Linked DNA regions of Homo sapiens: region 2 is linked to region 1. A link is an interaction called in ENCODE POLR2A ChIA-PET data of the cell type or tissue named here. Cell type or tissue: GM12878. All regions are shown on one strand. Links, peaks and the distances in the headings refer to the core of each region. The heading gives the core; the rest is flanking DNA. Region 1 has its middle 72 kb from the start of PPCDC. Region 2 has its middle 17 kb from the start of C15orf39.

Region 1 (2,913 bases), core at 176-2,675:
GTTGCAGTGAGCCGAGATTGTGCCACTGCACTCCAGCTTGGGCAACAAAGCGAGGCTCTGTCTCAAAGAAAGAAAGAAAGAAAGAAAGAAAGAAAGAAAGAAAGAAAGAAAGAAAGAAACATCTGTATACCTACTGCTCAACTACAAAATAAAACATTCACAGTTCTTTTGAAGCCTCCTGCGTCTCCTGCCCAATCACATCCCCTCTCTCCACTCCAAGGTCACTGCCATCCTGAGAATATGGTGAAAGTGGAGGCCATGAAAGAGCAGTAAGGTGACACCCCCACCCCGCACAGCCAGTGCTGGTCTAGTAGAATCTAGGACTCCCACACCCTCCAAAGTAAGGCACAGTGCCCCCTTCTCTAGAGTCCATGGGTGCTGAGTGGGGAACCTGGACTTCCGCCTCCACCTCACAGCAACGCGGCAGCACCTCCCCTCCTGTGCTGGAGTAGCAGCGTGGGAAGCAAGGTTTCAGTAAGACCCAGAGTCTCGTAATACCTAACATGTCTGGGTTTCAGTAGAAAATCACCAGTCAAGGACGGGAGCGGTGGCTCATGCCTGTAATCACAGCAATTTTTTTTTTTTTTTTTTGAGACGGAGTCTTGCTCTGTCGCCCAGGCTGGAGTGCAGTGGCGCCATCTCGGCTCACTGCCAGCTCCGCCTCCCGGGTTCACCCCATTCTCCTGCCTCAGCCTCCCGAGTAGCTGGGACCACAGGCGCCCGCCACCACGCCCGGCTAATTTTTTGTATTTTTAGTAGAGACGGGGTTTCACTGTGTTAGCCAGGATGGTCCCCATCTCCTGACCTCGTGAGCCACCTGCCTCGGCCTCCCAAAGTGCTGGAATTGGCCGGGCGCGGTGGCTCACGCCTGTAATCCCAGCACTTTGGGAGGCCGAGGCGGGCGAATCACGAGGTCGGGAGATCGAGAACATCCTGGCTAACACAGTGAAACCCCGTCTCTACTAAAAATACAAAAAATTAGCCGGGCGTGGTGGCGGACACCTGTAGTCCCAGCTACTTGGGAGGCTGAGGCAGGAGAATGGCATGAAGCCGGGAGGCAGAGCTTGCAGTGAGCCTAGATCGTGCCACTGCACTCCAGCCTGGGCGATAGAGTGAGACTCCGTCTCAACAAAAACAATAAAAAAGTATTCTTACAGGCATTGGCACAGAGGGACAGAGGGAGGAAGAGAGAGAGAGAGAGAACCAAATAGAAATTTTATTATTTTTGTTGACCAAAAAAAAATTATATATACTTATGGTATACAAATGATGTTTTGATATATGTAGACATTGTGAAATGGCTAAATCAAGCTAGTTAACATATGCAGCACCAAATGGAAATGCTCAAACTGAAAAAGACAATGACTAAAATTTTAAAGCTCAGTGGATGTGCTCAACAGAAGAACGGGAGGACAGAAGAAAGAATCCGTGAACTGAAACACAGAATAGAAATGACCTGATTGGAACCACAGGGAAAATAGACTGAAACTGAACCAGAGAGAAAATAGACTGCAGGAGGGGAAAAAAAACAGTTTCAGGGACCTGTGGGACTACAAGAAAGATGTAATATGTCACTGGCATCTCAAAAGGTGAGAAGAGCACATGAGACGGGCTGTATGGTGGTGGCCGTCTGGAAAATATCATCAGCTACATCCATGTTAATGTATGGAGCTATAGTTTTCTGTTCCACTATAATATAGTATTCTATTGTGTGACTGAACCACAATTCATTTATTCACTCTACTGTAATGGGTACTTGGGCTATTTTGTTTTTGATCTAATAAACAGTGCTCTGTGACTATTCCATCCATATCTCCAGGAGTAGAACTGCTGGGTCTCAGGGTGTGTGAATGTTCACTTTTACCAAATAATGTAAAACTTTTCTTCAAAGTGAGTGTACTCACCTCTAGTCCCACTGCAGTTTAATAGTTACATTTCACCAGCATTTTGTCAGTCTTCTAATTTTTTTCCAAACTAGTGGGCATGAAATGAAAATTTGTGGTTTTATTTACATTTCCCCTTTTTACTAATGAAGGTGAGTATATTTTCATATATTTAATGGGCCATTTGTGTTTTCTGTGAAATACCTGTTTATGGTTTGTTTTGTTTTGGTTTGGTTTGGTTTTTTGAGACAGTGTCTCACTCCGTCGCCCAGGCTGGAGTGCAGTGGTGTGATCTCAGCTCATTGCAACCTCCACCTCCTGGGTTCAAGTGATTCTCCTACCTCAGCCTCCTGAGTAGCTATGATTACAGAGGACTGCCACCACGCCCGGCTAACTTTTGTATTTTTAGTAGAGATGGGGTTTCACCATGTTGGCCAGGCTGGTCTTGAACTCTTGACCTCAAGTGATCTGCCCACCTCAGCCTCCCAAAGTGCTGGAATTAACAGGCATGAGCCGCCACACCCAGCACCTGTTCATATTTTTAAACATTTTTCTATTGAATTTTTTGTCCTCCTAATTGATTTATAGGATCTAGGCACTAATTTTTTTTTTTTTTTTTTTTTTTGGTGAAATGTGTGCAAAGTTTTGTTATGATTTGATGGAAACAGTATTAAATCAATCTGGGGAGAAATAACAGTTTTACAGCATTGAGTCTTTCCACAAACATGTTGTTGCTCACCAATTGGTTTTCTTATTGCCTTTCAGTAAGGTGCTATAATTTTCTACATAAAGATTTTACAGGCTGGGTGTGGTGGCTCACACCTGTAATCCCAGCACTTTGGGAGTCCAAGGCGGGCAGATCATGAGGTCAGGAGATCGATACCATGCTGGTTAACACGGTGAAACCCCATCTCTACTAAAAATACAAAAAATTAGCCGGGCGTGGTGGCGGGTGCCTGTAGTACCAGCTACTTGGGAGGCTGAGGCAGGAGAATGGCTGAACCTGGGAGGCGGAGCTTGCAGTGAGCCG
Region 2 (2,913 bases), core at 103-2,602, 120 kb before region 1:
GGGAAAAGACTCTTCAGGAAAAGGTTCTCAGGGGCAGGGAAGGTTTGAGCTGGGCCTTAGGGCAGCCAGAGAGGTAGGTGACAGGTCCCCTCACAAAGCCTGCCAGAGAATGCAGGAGGAACACAGGTGTAGTGATGAGAACGTTCTGGAAGACAGCAGGCAGCCTCCCACTCACTGATGGGGCCGAGTGAGGTCATGTCCACACACCAGGAGAAGCTGGAATCCACACACTGGTGCACTTTGTTTCTTGTTTTAGAGACAGGGTCTTGCTCTGTTGCCCAGGCTGGAATGTGGTGGCACAATCATAGCTCACTGCAGCCCTGACCTCCTGGGTTCATGCAATCTTCCCACCTCAGCCTCCTGAGTAGCTGGTGAGGGAAGAGAGAGGCTCTCTCATATTGTTTTATACTCAGTACCTGTTTTAAGAAAAAAACAAGGAAGTGAAATCAAAGACAGGCAGCCCAGCGCCAGGCCCAAAGCCAGGCCTGGGCCTGCCTGGCCTAAACCTAGTAGTTAAAAATCAACTCATGACTTAGAACCCGATGTTACCCATAGATTTCAGGCATTGTATGGAAGAACATTGTGAAACTCCCTGCTCTGTTCTGTTTCACTCTGACCACCGGTGCATACAGCCCCTGTCACGTACCCCTTGCTTGCTCAAATCAATCACGACCCTTTCATGTGAAATCTTTAGTGTTGTGAGGCCTTAAAAGGGACAAAAATTGTGCACTCAGCTCGGATTTTAAGGCAGTAGCTTGCCGATGCTCCCAGCTGAATAAAGCCCTTCTTCTACAACTCGGTGTCTACGAAGTTTTGTCTGCGGCTTGTCCTGCTATACTGGGACTACAGGCACACGCCACCATGCCTAATTTTATTTTTTGTAGAGACAGGGTCTGGCTATGTTGCCTAGGCTGGTCTCAAGTGATCTTTCCACCTCAGCCTCCCAAAAACACTGGGATTACAGGGACAAGCCAGCACTCCTGGTCATGCTGGTGCATTTTGGCTGCCATGGTGCACAGGAGGTATGAGCTGGGGGGCAGAATCTGCTCCTGGACCTCTACCCAGGCCTGCACCCAGACTGACCCCTGGGCTACAGGGAACAGGTGTGGAGAGAATGCAGCAAGCAGAGCGGGCTAGTCAGTGATGGAGACCCAGGCTGGGACTAGGAGAGATAGGGCTCCAACCCTCAGCCTAGTGGCCCGGCCCAACCCCATGGGGCCAAGATGACTTCCTAGGAAGCCAGGCATGGAAGCCAGCATGCACCTGAACCGAGGACAGAAGACTCTGATGACAGGGAGGCCTCTGACATAGTGTGGATACTTGTCCCATCCACATCTCGTGTTGAAATGTGATCCCCAGTGCTGGAGGTGGGGCCTATAGTGTGAGGTGTTTGGGTCATGGTGGGGGATCCCTCATGAATGGCTTAGTGCCCTCCCCATGGTAATGAGTGAGTTTTCTAATTTCTAATTTTTTTTTCTCTTTCTTTCCTTCCTTTTTTTTTGAGACAGAGTCTCACTCACAGCCCAGGCTGGAGTGCAGTAGCGCGATCTTGGCTCACTGCAACCTCCACCTCCTGGGTTCAAGTGATTCAATGAGTGAGTTTTCTATTAGTTCACAGGAGAGCCTGATGCCTCCTCTCTCTTGCTCCCTCTCTCACCATGCGACACGTCTGCTCCCTCTTTGCCTCCCGCCAGGAGTAAAAGCTTCCTGACGCTTCACCAGAAGCCTAGCAGATGCTTGTACAGCCTGCAGAACTATGAGGCAAATAAACTTCTTTTATAAATTACCCAGTCTCAGGGCCAGGAGCGGTGCTCACGCCTGTAATCCCAGCACTTTGAGAGGCCAAGGCGAGTAAATTACTTGAGATCAGGAGTTCAAGACTAGGCTGGCCAACCTGGTAAAACCCTGTCTCTACTAAAAATACAAAATTAGCCAGGCATGGTGGTGCACGCCTATAATCCCAGCTACTTGGGTGGCTGAGGCATGAGAATTGCTTGAACCCTGGAGGCGGAGGTTGCAGTGAGCCGATATTGCACCACTGCACTGTAGCCTGGGCTACAAGAGCGAAACTCTATCTCAAAACCCTGCCTCTACTAAAAATACAAAAAATTAGCCAGGCATGGTGGTCCATGCCTGTAATCCCAGCTACTCAGCAGGCTGAGGCAGGAGAATAGCCTGAACCCAGGAGGCAGAGGTTGCAGCAGCCTGAGATCGTACCACTGCACTCCAGCCTGGGTGACAGAGCTAGACTTCATCTCAAAAATAAATAAATAAATAAATAAATAAATAAATAAATAAATAACCCAGTCTCAGGTATTCCTCTAGAGCAACACAAAACGGGCTAATACAGCCTCCACGTTTGGTGTCCAGTGGACCTGGTGGTCCACTAGACACTCAGTGGTCTTGACTCTGCCATTAACAGCCAGACTATGACAGAGTTGTTCCCCTGCTCTGCCTCAGTTTGTCCTCTCTCAGCTGAGCAGAGCAGGGATAACTGCTTCTCATGTGGGCCACAGGACAAAACAAAGCCCTGAGTCCCACAGGAAGGTAGGTGGGCTATGTCCAAGGGAAGACAGACCTGGGGCAGTATTTTATGTCCCCAGGGTGGCAGAGGGACATGGAGAAGATGCCTCCTTTATGGGCAAGGGAGAAGGGAAGATAAGCAGAGAGGTGCCAGACACCCGCCTCACCCCCACCTCCCCCACCCCACACCAGGCCCATTCCTACTCAGCCCCCAACTCAGGCTGCACCATTCCCCTTTGGTCAGCTTGACTTCCCAGCCAAGCTGATGGAAGCTGACAGCTTGGATTCATCAGGGACAGCACGTAGTATAGGTGATGTGCAGGACGGAAGTGGAGAGGGCACACGGGAGCCGTGGTGTCAGGTCTGGGGCTGCCAACATGGTACCTGCCC

What was found. Peaks named below come from ENCODE experiments on the same cell type or tissue, not always from the same donor. Only the 100,000 strongest peaks of a DNase experiment are listed, where the experiment ranks them.
Region 2: POLR2A ChIA-PET joins it to region 1 with 5 read pairs; 17 of 35 experiments call an interaction of 5 or more read pairs at or near these places.

Annotation. Positions count from the first base shown.
Region 1 is chr15:75,094,406-75,097,318 of GRCh38, reverse strand. No RefSeq gene overlaps it. Among named protein-coding and RNA genes, the nearest start is that of PPCDC, 72 kb to the right of the region's middle. In GM12878, for the core only: no CTCF peak of the experiment used is centred there; DNase peaks (open chromatin) are centred at 448, 1,438 and 2,028; H3K4me3 peaks cover 483 bases; H3K27ac peaks cover 2,043 bases.
Region 2 is chr15:75,217,144-75,220,056 of GRCh38, reverse strand. No RefSeq gene overlaps it. Among named protein-coding and RNA genes, the nearest start is that of C15orf39, 17 kb to the right of the region's middle. RefSeq lists enhancers at 224-283, 364-553, 1,364-1,413. In GM12878, for the core only: no CTCF peak of the experiment used is centred there; no DNase peak of the experiment used is centred there; H3K27ac peaks cover 1,327 bases.